Linked DNA regions of Homo sapiens: regions 1, 3, 4 and 5 are each linked to region 2. The links are chromatin contacts, found by Hi-C in ENCODE. All regions are on one chromosome and are shown on one strand. The core of a region is the stretch at or near the end of the contact, and the rest is flanking DNA. Distances in the headings are between cores, read along the strand shown. Region 1 holds the start of KLHL21 (kelch like family member 21). Region 2 holds the start of LRRC47 (leucine rich repeat containing 47). Region 3 holds the start of RPL22 (ribosomal protein L22). Region 4 holds the start of NPHP4 (nephrocystin 4). Region 5 holds the start of NOL9 (nucleolar protein 9).

Region 1 (2,720 bases), core at 29-2,528, 2.8 Mb after region 2:
AAGCAGCTACTTGTCCCGGCTCACACAAGGGGCCCTTCTTCAAGGTTAAAAGTATCGCCCAGAGACATGTAGTCACCAGAGCCCCAGCTTGGACTCAGGTGCGCCCCTAGGATTCCAGGCTCTGTGCGCTTCCCCCGCGAATAGCTGGGCTCCCGTACCGGCGAGGTTCAACCCCAGAGAGCCTGCCCAGCCCCTGGCCCACTCACCCGTCACGTAGATGTCATTGCCCAGCGCCACGATGCTGTAGCCTCCGCCCAGGTGGTCTGGGAACTCGGCCAGGTAGCGCCACTGACCCGTCTGCGGGTTGTAGCAGTCGACAGTGACCAGCTCGTCACAGTCCTGGTCGCAGCCGCCCACGAGCACGAGGATCTCGGCGAGACCGGTGGACGGGCGAGGACGCATTCGGGGACAGGGCCCGCGGTCGTGGCGGTCGTAGCGCGCCGCCTGGAAGTCGCGCGCCTCGCGCAGCAGGCGCAGGCAGGGTGGGCAGCGCGCCACCAGCGGCTCGGCCTCGACGTGCGCCAACAGGTAGAAGCGGCGCACGAAGGGCAGGCGCACGGCCTCCAGCAGCTGCGGCCAGTGCGCGGCGCGGCGCGGCGGGTCAGCGCGGACCCAGCGCAGCGCCAGCTGGTAGGCGGCCTCCTCCTTGGGCACACACAGCCCGTCGTCCCGCAGGTAGCGCAGCAGGCGCGCCAGTGGCAGCCGCTCCAGCTGCTCGGCGCCCAGCTCGCCCACGTGGCGCAGAATGAACCGCTGCGCCGCGCTCGCCAGTCCCGAGCAGCTGAAGGCCTCAGCGAAGTCCTGCATGTCCAGGCAGTTGGCCAGGTCGAGCTGCTGCTGCAGGAAGGCCCCGCACGCCTCCTTCACGGCCGGGAACTGCAGCAGGTCGGCGGCGCGCAGCAGCGGCTCAGCGTTGTCGCCGCTTACCGCCACGCGGCCCGTGTAGCTGAAGTCCAGCAGCAGCTGCAGCATGTCGGGAGGCACTCCGTGCAGGCGCACCCGCTCGGCGCGGCTCTCGCGCAGCTGCCCCGCGAACATGGCGCGGAAGTAGGGGCTGGCGGCGGCCAGCACCGCACGGTGCGCCGGGAAGTCGCGCCCGCCCGCCGCCTCCAGGGTCACGTCCAGGAACTTGCGCTCGGCGCGCAGCTGGCTCAGGCCGCGCAGCAGGCTCAGGGCGTGCGCGGGGTCCGAGAAGGGAAGCACGGCCAGGGGCGCCGGTCGCTCCATGGCGCCTTCGATAGGTTGTCGAGGACGCCGCGGCCGGGGCCTGCGGAGAGACGCGGCGCGCTAGGCACCGCTGCTATAAATAGGGCGGGGCGCCGCGGCTCTCGAGGGGCGGGATGGGCGGGGAGACGTCTGCACCGCCCCCTTAACCCCTCTGTGCCGGGCGCCACCGCCCCCCGCGAGCGCGGGCTCGCCTGTCCCCCGCGCGGCGCCCGCCCCCGGCTCCGCAGGCTGAGTCACCGCTGTCCGCGGCCGGCTCCCTCCCTCCGCCCTTCTGCGTCTCCCCGCTGACGCCCGGGCCGGGGACAGCGAGTGACAAGTGCCAGGTCCGAGGGCGGCCTCGCCGCGCGCCGGGACCGGGGGCCTCCCGGGGTTGCCCACGACCCACCCGGCCCGGCTGCTGAACCCAACCCGGGAGAGGCGAGCTCGGCCCTGAAACCAAAGCCACCCCTCCTTTCACGCCAGACTTCCCAAGGGCGCCGGCCCAGGTCCCGGGGCGGCTGGGTACAATGGCTTTTTGTTTTGCTTTTGAGTTCCACTAGTTTCAAGGGTTGCTAGTTAACCCCATCACGGGACACACTCAAAGGATAGGCTTTTTACCATTCTGGACCAAAGCAAGAACGCGTATAAAGTTTTTCGGTGACGTTTTTTTCTTGGCGCATTTATAAGCGACCCGGGGCCGGATTCCAGGAGTCGGCCCCACTCCTGTGTTCCTGAAGGAGCTTCTGACTCAATCACACAGGCGTTAACTTTAGTCGGCTTCACGCGCAGTTGTAGTTTCCGAGTCTGCGTCGCAGCTGCAGGCTCCGGGGCTGCCCGCCCTAGGGGCTCCCGGGCCTCCCTGAAGCAGCTGCTCGGACTCCACGAGAGGGTAACTGGGTATAAAGAGCGAGGGCTCAAAGTCAGATAGGAGACCGCCTTGAAACTAGATGACGCCACTAAGCACAGTCCCGCCGTCACTTGTACTGCGGTGGGGAATGGTGAAAGAAGGAATCGCCCTTATTTTAGTTCCGATAGACACAGCACCACTTTGAATGTCACTTGTAGGGGAAAAAGAGCCCTCCCTTGGAGGCCATTTTTTCCTCAGTGGAAGGTAGGCTTTGCTCAGTTTTAGAAAAGACCCCTATTTCACCACCAGGACTGCTGCTTTGCAGAGAACACTTGGGTTTGTGCTGTTTTCCAGCCCCCCTACACCGGTGGGCCTTTGAGAACGCATTCCTGAGGAAGGCGCCCGCCCACGTGGGTCCCAGAGCAGGCCACGCGCATGGGAGCTGGCTATCATTTCCTGGTTCCAGCGAGGTCTAGGGCCGCGTAGCGTTTCCAGAAGACATTTTGTTTTTATTCCACCTCTGAAATGAGAACCGCAGGCTTTCTCTTCTACTTAAGAGTTTCACGTCATTTTGCCATAAGAATGCATCTGGTCTGAATTTCAGGGTGAGCATGGGCAGCACAGGCCCAAATCAGAAAACATTCAGGTACCCAGGCGGGCCGCCTGT
Region 2 (2,700 bases), core at 101-2,600:
AGAAGATGGAGAGAACATCTGGCTGGGTTTAGGTCGTGGTTCTGCCATGTGGCTTCCCTACTTTCTTTTAGGCAACAGATTCAATGGGCACCTGTTATAGGCCAAGCATTATCGCGGGGCCTGGGGATCCAAGATTAATTAGTAAACAGACGCTGGACAATATAGTCTGGAGAAAAACCCAAGTTACCTGCTGCTTACTTTGGGCAGGCCCTTTGGCTTTCTGTAAAACAGGAATAACCACCCCTACCTTGGAAAGCTGCTATTAGGATGAAGTGAAATATAATCTTCAAGATCACAGCATGTGGCATTATGCAAAATCCAGGGTGCCCCCTTCACCACCAGACTCACTCTCAAGTCACTTCACAAGTACTAGATACAAAAAAGACAGGTCTCTACGCTCGATCTACAGGAGAAGCCAGGTTTGCTAACAATTACAAAATAGCGTACCACGTGTAAAAGTCCAGTTAACAGAATGCGGGGGAGTTCAGAGGCCACCTAGTATGTTGGTGTGGCCAGGAGAAGGGGGAGTTGGAAGGCGGCATCTGCTTCCCAGGGGTGATGCCCCCCGCAGCTGGCTCCTTTCAGCCTTGTAGGAATTCCCTGGGCCCAGTGCCCCAGGGGGCGTCACTAGGAACTGCTCGGCCCCGAGAGGGGTTCCTTCTCCAGGGCTACTCCAAGGCCCCATCCCGCCCCGCCCGGGCAGCCCCCGCTGACCTTGAGCGAGGCCAGGTGGGCGATGTCGGGGCTGAGTTCTCGGAGGCAGTTGTCAGCAGCCGCCAGTTCACTGAGCAGGGGCAGCGCGCCGGGGCGAAAGAGCTCGGCGGGAAAGGAGTCTAGGCAATTGCCGGTGAGGTTGAGGCTCTGCAGGCGCGGGGCGCAGCGCGCCAGGTCGGCTGGCAGCTCGCGCAGCCGGTTGCCGCTGAGGTTGAGGCTCTGCAGCTGCGGAAGGCCCGGCGGCTCGGCGGGGCCCAGGCCTTGGCCCGGCGGCAGCGCCTCCAGCGCGTTGCCCGACAGGTCGAGCACCCGAAGGGCAGGCAGCGGCCCGAGCTCGGGGCTCAGGCCGGGCCCCAGCGCGTTGCGCCGCAGCACGAGGCTGTGCAGCTGCGGCAGGCCCTGCGCCAGGCCAGGCCCCGGCGCGCGCAAGCTCCCGCAGCCGCTCACTTCCAAGTAGTGCAGCAGCGGCAGGGTGAAAAGCCGCGGCGGCAGCTGCCCACCCGCCGCCCGCACTCGCTCCTCCAGCCCGGGCCCCGTCAGCAGCAGCTCCCGCCGCCGCTCGCGCTCAGCCAGCTCCAGCTCCGGCCAAGACTCTGACACCGCTGCCGCCGCCATGGCGCCTCAGCTGCTGGCAGGCACCCACCCACCAGGGTGCTTCCGGGGCAGCGCGCGCCACTTCCGACCTGTGCCGGAAAAGCCCATAGAGAAGCCACCTGGCTGCTAGAGTGCCGCCGCGCGTGCCATAGAGGAGAGTGGCCTCTCCTGCGTAGAGCCGGGGAGGGGCTGGAGAGCGGCTCGCTCTCTCCGCGGGTAGGGGTGAGGGTGGGGGTTATGAACCCAAAAATATCTGAGACAGGACTCAATGAAATGTAAAAAGTTTATTTTGCCAAGGTTAAGGACACGCCAGTGTCACAACCCTAGGAGATCGTGACGATGGTGCCCAGGGAAGTTGGGATGCAGCTTGGTTTTGTACATTTTGGGGAGACGTGAGACATCAATCAACACGTGCGAGTGTACCTTGGTTCAGCCCAGAAAGGCTGGACAATTCCAGGAGAGGGCTTTCAGGTCACAGGTAGAGAAGAGACCGGAGGGTGCATTCTTTTGAGTCTTTGTTCAGCCTTTCGCTGACTGCACAATTTATTATGCATGTGAGACGCGGGTAGAGGAATAGTCGCTTATGCTTTAGTCTGGCTTACTGAATCTTCATTTCTACGTAAACAGTAGAGCAAAGGAAGCGATCAGATATGCATTTGTCTAGGTGAGCAGAGGGATGGCTTTGAGTTCAGTCCTTTGTCTCGCACCTGTGAAGGGAAGCTATCAATTTGCATTGCCAGGGTGAAATTCAACAGAACTGTTTTAGGGTAAAGATCTTGAGGCCCACAGAGAATTTCTTTGTGGGCAAATTGTGAGGGAGGTGTGTAGCTTTAAAAATATGTATTTGTAACTATCTTATTTAGGAATAAGACGGGAGGCCGATTTGCCCGAAGCAGTTCCCAGCTTGACTTTTTCCTTTGACTTAGTGATTGTGGGGTTTTGAGATTTATTTTCCTTTCACAGGGTGGGGTGCGGGCGGATGGAGGAGCCAGAGTCTGTGCTCTACTGTGCCCCGACCGGCTTGTTTTGGAATTCCTGCACTTTTGAGTGGTGTAAACCAAAACCAAAATTCTTTTTTTTTTCTTGAGACGGAGTCTCGCTCTGTCACCCAGGCTGGAGTGCAGTGATGCTATCTTGGTTCACTGCAACCTCCGCCTCCTGGGTTCAAGCAATTCTCCTGCCTCAGCCTCCCGCTGGAACTACAGGTGCATGCCACCGTGGCCGGTTAATTTTTATATTAACCGTGTTAATATAATTTTTATATTAACCGGTTTTCGCCATGTTGGCCAGGCTGGTCTCGAACACCTGACCTCAGGTGATCTGCTCGCCTCAGCCCCCCAAAGTGCTGGGCTCACAGGCACAAGCCACCGCACCCAGCCCCCAAATTCTTAT
Region 3 (2,700 bases), core at 181-2,680, 2.4 Mb after region 2:
GCCTTGCATACCCACAATTTTCATATGAAATCAATCCTTGTCCTACATGTTCAGAGTAGGGTCCTGATCCGTCTTAGCTCATCTCCCTTAATCCTGTCTCATCCACCTTCTCATGAAGGGAGTTGCAAAGTATTCTAGGTGCCTGTCCACTCCAGCTTGGACAAGGTTAAGGCTAAAACCTAGAATCTTATTACAACACTACCGTCAAGAACTTCTGACATTTTGATTCGCTTCATCTATGCATTAGTACTTCCAAACCACCCGGCAAAGCACATCCTACAAGGTTCCAGTTTCTTCACTCTTACGAAGAAGCTTGTGTTAATCTTATCTCTCTACAAACTTGACACCATTAATGCACTTGTGCATCGTACCAACCTGTACTTTCACGTTTAAAAGCTCTGCAGAACTAAATAGACTTTTCCAAAAACACATCTTACCTCCCTTCATGTTTAAAAGAACTTCATCTAAAACTTGTGTTAACTGGATCAACTTTTCAAACATTTGGCCACTACAAAAATCACTGATTTATTTTTTACAACGTCTCTTCGCAGTAATAATCTAAGAGGGGTACTTTAAGATCTATTCCGAACACACACAATCAATCAAGAGACCTACCCACAACGGGCTTGATACTTCTCCATCAAGGTTTTAAACCAAAAGGCATTCAAAAGCCCAACCAGACAGAAAGAGCAGAAGAACCGGAAATGTTAACCAGGGAGTCCCAACAAAAGAGGAAAAGTAGGATCTTGGGACGAAGAACACGGAAAAACAACTTTCTCAAATAACCTAGGAGGAGGGCGCCGCACAGCCCAGTCCCAGCATAGCTAAAGGAGAATGCAATGAGAGCCTTCTCCCTACACCACTGCAACACCCGTTTGGGTCTGTACAGTGCGCCCTGATAAACTAATTTCCTCTGGGGACGCTAAAAAGCTCCTCAAACCCAGGCCTCCTCTCCGAAAGCACGCCGACCAAGCCGCCCTTCCGCGGATTCGTCCCCGAGTCTTGGCCGTGGACTTCCGAATGCGCGGCTCCCCAGGGTAGCAGGTCCCGTTCTTCTTCCCCGCCCTCCACCCAGGTAATCAGGCCCCCGGCCGGGGTCCGAGGACCAGTGGCCGGCCCAGACCGCAGTCTCCAGGCTCCAGCTCCCCGCTAGCCCCTAGCTGGGGCCCCGGGCCTCCGAGACCTCCCGGATCTCCCTCACGAGCCTCGGGCCGCGGCCTCCTCCGCCTACAACGTGCTGGGATCGGCAGGGGCTCTGGCCCGCTCCGGCCGACCTGCCAGCCCACCCCAGCAGGACGCTGCAGGGCGCCGTCCCCAGCGAGCCTGGGTAGATGCCGGGCTCGGCGAGGCCCACGTGCCTCCCCTGGAGCCGAGGCCTCACGCGGAGCCATACTAACCACAGGAGCCATGGCGGCAGCGGAGTTAGAAAGGGAGGTGAGCGAACTACGCAGACGCAAAGAGCCCGCAGCGCGCAAGGCACGCAGGGTCCAGGCCGCACTAATCACTTTGCCACGCCCCTCGTCCGCCACCTTTTCTCTTGGTTATGTACGATAGGGGAGCGATTGGTTTTTCCTGAATGCAAAACGCGTCCTCTCCCAGGCCTGGAGGGTTTCTGGGGAAGGAAGGAGGCCCGGCGGGCTGTCCCACTGCGAACGATCGGAGGGGGGAAGCCAGACTGGACGAGCCCAAAGATAAATAAAGGGGTTGGCTTTACTTTTTGAAAGTCTTGGGAAGAAAAAAGAAATAAGGAAATTCACTATACTGTAAATTACCAGCTAGTGGGATGGAAATCGAATCTACTAATTTGGGGAAGTGGGAAAATTCCTTGTAGCCACCGGGAAATTTCGTTCAGAGGTCCCAATGCCAGACCACTATGGCTTCCTCAAAAAGCCCCAGCTTGGAAGCTCATGCCCAGGGGCTGTCTCCCAGTGCCTGTCCTTTTTGCTGTAGCCAGGCCGCCCCCTCGCTGATCACCACTCCCTAGTTTCCCAGCCCAAGCCTTCTAGTTTCCCATCCCAAACCAGTAAGTAGTTGAGGACCACCAGGAGATCTGGAAAATGCAGATTCCAATTCCAGCGGTCTCAGTGGCCTGAAATTCTGCATTTCTCACAAGCTCTCAGACGATGCTGATGCTGCGAGTCCATGGACCGCATGTGGAGAAGCAAAGGTCCTCATCCCCAGGCCCACAGGTCCCTTGAACTGGGCTACTTTGCACCCAGTCACCCGCTGCGTCCTCACGGAATTATATTCCAGGATCCTGAATTGTAAATCACTCAGTGGCACACACACTCTCCACTCCCTTTACCTGGCTTCAGTGTACTCACCTAGCAAAAGTCCAATCACCAGAAGAGACTGTGCTGATGGGTCTAGCTTTCAACTCAGGCCTCAAGCCGGTTGACCAAGCTCCAAAGCCAGCTGCTGTTCTTGGCTCTATAATGATCAGGCTGGGCCTCTGCAAACACTTCTGCTTTCCAGCTGATCCCGGTTTGGCTCTATCAATAGGGGGCTTTGCTTCCTGCTTGCTCCTGTCCTGTCTGGTGTCATCCACTCTTGCTTCTTTATCCTGGAGGTGGCAGTTGGAACATTCTGGAAGCAGCAGTGGAATCCAGTCTGCACTTATTCCAACATTTGCAGAACCAGCCTCGTTTTCTCCTCAGAGACACCAGCCCTAGCAGAGCAGCACCCTCTCCTCAGATGTCT
Region 4 (2,700 bases), core at 7-2,506, 2.2 Mb after region 2:
AGAGGTCTGATTAAGCACTGCCTGGAATTCCCTCATTCATGAGCATTCTTTCAGCACCTACCCTGCGCCCGGGAGAAACGGTCTTGAACACAGCAGACAAGCTCGCTACCCCCATAGAATGTAAAGAAACGGGGCACAAATTAGCATACAAAAAGACACAAGTGTGACCTACGGAAACTGCACAGAGGAGGTGCAACGAACGGAGCCCTGGGTTAGGACCGGGAGGCGCTGCCCACCATCAACAGAAATACTCCTCCTTTTGCCAACTACACACGCGAGAGGCTGGATTTCCTTCACAGACGTCCACCAAAGCCACACATCGCGACACACGGAGGCAGAAAGCAGCGGTCTCCTAAGAAGTTAGACACGAGGAATCTCGGGCAGCGAGGTGCCTGCAAGCCCGGGGGCGGGCGGGAGCAGCCTGCACGCGTGGGGAAGGGCACGCGGGAGCGGGTGGCGCCTTCCGGGCCGGGTCGGCCGGGAGGTTCCAAGGCAGGAAAGGGGCGCAGAAGGCCGGGACGGCGCCGGGTACAAAGCCTCGCAGGGACGCCCGAAGGCCGCAGAGCCACCGCGGGGAACTGACAGCCGGAGCCGGAGCTGGAGCCGGGGGGCGGGGAGGAGGGGCGGAGGGGCGCGGCCAGGCGGGGTCCGCGGACTCCGGCCTGGGAAGGATGCGCGCGGACTAGGGCGCGGGGAGCCAAGGCCCAGAACATCGGTACCGCGCTCCCTTCAGCCGAGGGGCTGCAGAGAGGCCAGGGGGCAGGGGGCAGGGGGCAGGGGGCAGGGGGCAAAGGGCAAGGGCAGAAAGGAACCCACGTAGCCAAACGGCACCCAGCGGCCCCGACCCCAAGTGTCCCGACGAGGGGGGACGCCTGCGACTAACGCGGGGACAGCCCCCGCCGCGCGCCACCGCCGCACCCCAGGCACCGGGCCCCCACGCAGGGACGGCGTGGACCACCCTACCCCCGAACCCCGAGGCTCTGGCCAACACTGAGGCCCCCTGTGCCTCGAGGCCGCGTCCAACCTCCCCCGCGGCGCCGGCCCACATGGTTCCGCCCGCCGCGGGCCGCGTTACCTAGGAGACCGACCCGCCGCGGCCGCGCCGGAGGCCACGGAGCCCACGCTTTTCAGAGAGTCTCCACTCGACGGACCCAGAGGCCCGGCGGCCGGTGCTCAACGGAGCCACAAGCCTGAGGACCGAGGACTGGCCGAGGGGCGCGCCCCGTCCGCTGCCACCCGCGGGAGGAGCCTCGGAAGGCGGCGCACCGCGCCGCACACTCAGTCCAAGAACCCGCCTCGCGTCACTGTCGCCGTCAGGGCCGCGGAGCCAATCAGAGCCCAAGTCGAGGGCTGCGCTTTGCGAGCGCCAGCCAATCGGTGCGGCGGCGGGCCCATCCTGATTTGCATGTCCGACGACCCCTCAACCAATGGTAATGTGACTGGCGTGAACAATAGCCAATCAGAAGCTGGAAGAGGCGTGGCCCCGGGCGTCCCACGAGGTGAAGATGCTGCTGGCGGAACCTGCAGGAGCTAGCGGGATTCGGGGGCGCTAAAGTCGCAGGGGCAGGGCGGGAAGGAAGATCCGGCGCGGGGCACAGGATCCGGAGCTGGAGCCCCCAGGTGAGTACCGGGGAGACCCCGGCGGGGCGCGCTTTCCACCAAGCTGCTCCGGGACGGCGGCGGCGGGTATCCGCGAGGCCCGCGCTGCGGCAGGCGCCGCGGTCCCGTCTCCATCTCTTCTTCCCCGGCCCTGCGTCCCTGCCTCCGCCGCTGTCTCACCTCCTCTCCAGCCTCCTCACCTCCTTCTCCATCGTCTCCCTTCCCCCATCCCTTTCTGTCTTTCCTTCCCTGTCCTCCCGCCCGCCCGACCCTTCAGCTCGCATCCCTGACCCCTGCCCCTGCCGCCGTCCCTCTTCCCGGTGCACCTCTTCCCCATCTCTGCCCGCTCCGGTCCTAGCAGCCTCGCCCTCCCCTTTCCTCCATCCTCCTCTCATCCCCTCTCCCGGCCTCTGCGCAGCCCCACCGGGGCGCTGCTGTTCCCGGTCCTCCCCATCTCTCCTCCTGATCGCTTCTCAAGGCTCATCCGTCGTTCTCGCTGCCTGTCCCTGTGTCGCTCCGGTCCCTTTCCCCACCCTCCCATTCTGCCCCCAGCCCCTCCGACCTCTCCCCGCGGGCACGCTCTCACCACCTTACCCTGCTCCCCAAGACTGTGACCCTGCTTCCTGCACCAGTTCCTCGGGCTGTTTACAGCACACACACCGCCACTTCTGACCCTGAGCCCCTACTCCTATCTTAAGCTTCTCCCTCCTGCCAGGCCTTGGCACAAAGCACTTCCGCACCTCCCTACCTGCTGCTGCTCCCAGGATGCAAAGACCCCACTGCTGCACCGCGTCCTGCGGCATTAGCAGCAGCCGGGGTACCTGCCCACCTTCCCACCCCGCCAACCAGCCGCATCCTGGTGTCCCTCCTCCTGGCATTTGTCCTGGGGGCTCTTACAGGGACTGTGCTTTGCCCGCAGCATCCCGGGGTGCTCCAGGTGGAAAGCCCCTTAGCACCTTTCCTCCCTGGCCACCGTCTCCTTCCCTCCCCACCCCCACTTTCCTGCTCAGCCTCACTTTGTGATTCAGCATTTTTGGGGTTGGTAACTTTCTTGCTTCCTGTCGTGATAGGGACCTGGCTACGGAGCTGAAGGCAGGGGTC
Region 5 (2,700 bases), core at 70-2,569, 2.8 Mb after region 2:
CCTGGTTCAGACAGACTCTACCACTCTGTCCTTTTAAAGACCCACAGCTTGCCAAGTCTCTTCCAGAACTTCCTGGGTTTTGCCTTCCCTCCTGCATTAGACAGGGAATCTCCAGGAATGGCATCCACGTTAAGAATCAGGCTGCCTGAGTTCGACTCCTAGCTCTCCCTCTACTGTGTAAGTTACCCAACCTCAGTCTCCTCGTCTGTAAACACTTAGAGAGAGGGACAACTACTCCGTAAGAGAGCTGGATGTTTAAATGGGTTCAAAGCCTAAAACACTTTTGGAACCCTTAAATCCTGGAATTTCTGAGCTCTCAGTAATTGCAACCTTTTTTTTTTTTAACTATTAAAATCCCTTTCAGAGTTCCAGGTGCGGTGGTTCACACCTGTAATCCCAGCACTTTGAGAGGCCGAGGCGGGTGGATCACAAGGTCAGGAGATCGAGACTATCCTGGCTAACATGGCGAAACCCCGTTTCTACTAAAAATACAAAAAATATAGCCGGGCGAGGTGGCACGCGCCTGTAGTCCCAACTACTCCGGAGGCTGAGGCAGGGGAATCGCTTCAACCCGGGATGCGGAGGTTGCAGTGAGCCGAGATTGTGCCACTGCACTCCAGCCTGGGGGACAGAGTGAGACTCTGTCTCAAAAAGAAAAAGAAAGAAAGAAAACAAAACAAAATAAAGTCCCTTTAGCTCGTAAGGCCTAGGGACCCCTTAGCAGGGTACCTGTTACCCTGCTGCTCAGGGGAGCCTAGTTGCCACCAACCATCAAGAGGATGGACTTGAATCCGACTGGCAGCCAGAGAACAGGCCCGGGGGACCACGGTCCTCTCCTACCCTGCAGCTCTCCCGGGGCTGCCTCTCCAGCCCTCCCTGCCCTCGGGGACTACTACCGGCGCCCCCCACCTACCTGCTCGACCGGCAGCAGCAGCAACGCGCGGCCGGGGCCCACGGGCCGCACCGGTGGGATGAGGAGAGGCCGGTGGCAACTCGAGGCGGATTCGAGTTCGGGTTCGGACTCGGGTTCGGAGGCCGGGGTCGGGCTAGGGATCGGGCTGGGGGTCGCGGTGTTGGGTCTCCGGGCCGCCGCCGCGCGCGACACCTGGCGGGCTCCCTCCCTCCAGTCCACGCCGGACGCCTGGGCTTGCAGTAACCGCCACCGTAGGCGCCGCCGACCGCACCAGCGCAGGCTCCCGAGCCGGCGGCGGGGCCGGCGGCTGAGGATGAGCTGGGGCCGGGCCTTGCGGACCCGCAGCCAAGTGGAACGGCAGGAACCCCGCTTTAGCAGCAGTCCCGAGTCCGCCATGCTGGGTCCTCAGGGCCTACCGCGCGAGAATCTCGCGAGATCCCGTCGGTCCGCCCCGCTGCCCTCCCAGCTGCCGAAAAGAGGGGCCTCCGAGCCGCCGGCGCCCTCTGCCGGCAACCTCCGGAAGCACACTAGGAGGTTCCAGCCGATCTGGTCGAGGGGCTCCACGGAGGACTCCATTTACGTTACGCAAATTCCCTACCCCAGCCGGCCGGAGAGAGAAAGCCAGAAACCTCGCGACCAGCCATGGGCCACCTCTCCGGAAAAACACCGGGATATTTTTTTTCTCCTGCAGAAAAAGCTTTAGGATTGGCAGTTTAAACAAAACATGTCTATTTGCATACCTTCGGTTTGCATGCATTTGTTTCGAAGTGAGCAACCCTGGGTAACAAGGCGAAAGTATATGACAATTTGCTCAGAATCTTAATGTCAGAAAACTGGAGACTGGGGCAGGGGGGTGTCGACTCAAAGCTGTGTCTCATTTAGTAAACTGAGGCCCAGGTAAAAAGTTCTGAAACCTCGCAACACCCGGAGAAATTGTGTTCCAGCCTCCCACCTCGCCCCAAAATGCCAGAGCTCCTTTTCTAAGCCAGGTGAAGTCACAGAGCGTGGACAGAACCCACAACCGTCCAGAGGAAGGGTCACTGGGTGCCACCTGGTTTGCATCTGTGCCTTCGTCCTGCCCAGTTCCTGAGTGGGACCGCAGGCCCGGAATGTCAAGGCAAACAGTCCTGCTTCAGCCACTGGGCTCCAGTCCCACCCCTTTTGGGGGCCTGAAGTTAGGAAGCATCCGGCAGCTGCCTTCTATTTAAGCAACTGGCCTCCTTAGAGGCCACTCCTTGGCCATGCCAGGCGCGGGCATCTGGCCAGCATGCTGCTCTGCACGGCTCGCCTGGTCGGCCTGCAGCTTCTCATTTCCTGCTGCTGGGCCTTTGCCTGCCATAGCACGGAGTCTTCTCCTGACTTCACCCTCCCCGGAGATTACCTCCTGGCAGGCCTGTTCCCTCTCCATTCTGGCTGTCTGCAGGTGAGGCACAGACCCGAGGTGACCCTGTGTGACAGGTGAGTGAGGGGCCAGCAGAGCCACACTTAGTGGGACCCCTGGCTATAGGGCCCCTCTGGCTGCCATCCTCCAAACAGGACCTTGCCTCTGCCTTTGCCCCTTGAACTGTCCCCAGGCCTTGTTCATCAATCCACTTGCCACCTAAGTGCTGGCTAGACCTTCCTAGACACTTCGGCCAGTTTCCAATTATTTCACCCTTGCTGTTAGAATGTGTTGTATTGTAACTTCATTGAAATTGGTTCTTGGCTTTGTACCATACCTAGGTGGCCAGGCCTAAGCAAGGGCAGCTTTTTCCCTCTTCTTTTTTTTTTTTTTTTTTTTTTTGAGA

Evidence for each region. A loop is a pair of places that touch in the nucleus more often than their neighbours do. Pooled maps may share reads with other maps.
Region 1: a map of naive thymus-derived CD4-positive, alpha-beta T cell shows a loop between it and region 2 (10-fold over the local background). The contact joins the promoter of KLHL21 here to the promoter of LRRC47 in region 2. A Hi-C loop is called at or near these places in 1 of 168 maps with a recorded cell type or tissue (naive thymus-derived CD4-positive, alpha-beta T cell), 1 of 37 single-sample maps with no recorded cell type and 6 of 50 pooled maps.
Region 3: a loop to region 2 is called in a pooled map, with 17 times the contacts of the local background. The contact joins the promoter of RPL22 here to the promoter of LRRC47 in region 2. A Hi-C loop is called at or near these places in 8 of 50 pooled maps.
Region 4: a map of CD8-positive, alpha-beta T cell shows a loop between it and region 2 (6-fold over the local background). The contact joins the promoter of NPHP4 here to the promoter of LRRC47 in region 2. A Hi-C loop is called at or near these places in 1 of 168 maps with a recorded cell type or tissue (CD8-positive, alpha-beta T cell), 1 of 37 single-sample maps with no recorded cell type and 9 of 50 pooled maps.
Region 5: a loop to region 2 is called in a map of CD8-positive, alpha-beta T cell, with 22 times the contacts of the local background. The contact joins the promoter of NOL9 here to the promoter of LRRC47 in region 2. A Hi-C loop is called at or near these places in 2 of 168 maps with a recorded cell type or tissue (CD4-positive, alpha-beta T cell and CD8-positive, alpha-beta T cell), 1 of 37 single-sample maps with no recorded cell type and 8 of 50 pooled maps.

What each region holds. Positions count from the first base shown.
Region 1 is chr1:6,601,591-6,604,310 of GRCh38, forward strand. KLHL21 (kelch like family member 21) reads right to left here and starts at 1,279. Exons shown (of 4, transcript NM_014851.4): 1 at 207-1,279. The coding sequence starts at 1,227. LOC107984913 (a long non-coding RNA gene) reads right to left here. Exons shown (of 2, transcript XR_001737882.3): 2 at 1,857-2,720. RefSeq lists enhancers at 1-14, 1,775-1,864, 1,885-2,044, 2,085-2,234 and silencers at 275-354, 535-694, 1,295-1,684, 2,649-2,720.
Region 2 is chr1:3,795,148-3,797,847 of GRCh38, forward strand. LRRC47 (leucine rich repeat containing 47) reads right to left here and starts at 1,351. Exons shown (of 7, transcript NM_020710.3): 1 at 715-1,351. The coding sequence starts at 1,329. RefSeq lists a silencer at 913-1,122 and an enhancer at 1,238-1,532.
Region 3 is chr1:6,198,165-6,200,864 of GRCh38, forward strand. It overlaps RPL22 (ribosomal protein L22), which reads right to left and starts at 1,431. Exons shown (of 4, transcript NM_000983.4): 1 at 1,398-1,431. The coding sequence starts at 1,409. RefSeq lists a silencer at 1,183-1,322.
Region 4 is chr1:5,991,169-5,993,868 of GRCh38, forward strand. It overlaps NPHP4 (nephrocystin 4), which reads right to left and starts at 1,257. Exons shown (of 30, transcript NM_015102.5): 1 at 1,076-1,257. It also overlaps a transcript of KCNAB2 not described here. RefSeq lists enhancers at 1-680, 2,557-2,606 and silencers at 757-936, 1,087-1,256, 1,297-1,476, 1,557-1,806.
Region 5 is chr1:6,553,194-6,555,893 of GRCh38, forward strand. NOL9 (nucleolar protein 9) reads right to left here and starts at 1,320. Exons shown (of 12, transcript NM_024654.5): 1 at 914-1,320. The coding sequence starts at 1,309. TAS1R1 (taste 1 receptor member 1) reads left to right here and starts at 2,114. Exons shown (of 6, transcript NM_138697.4): 1 at 2,114-2,371. The coding sequence starts at 2,181. RefSeq lists a silencer at 1,026-1,285.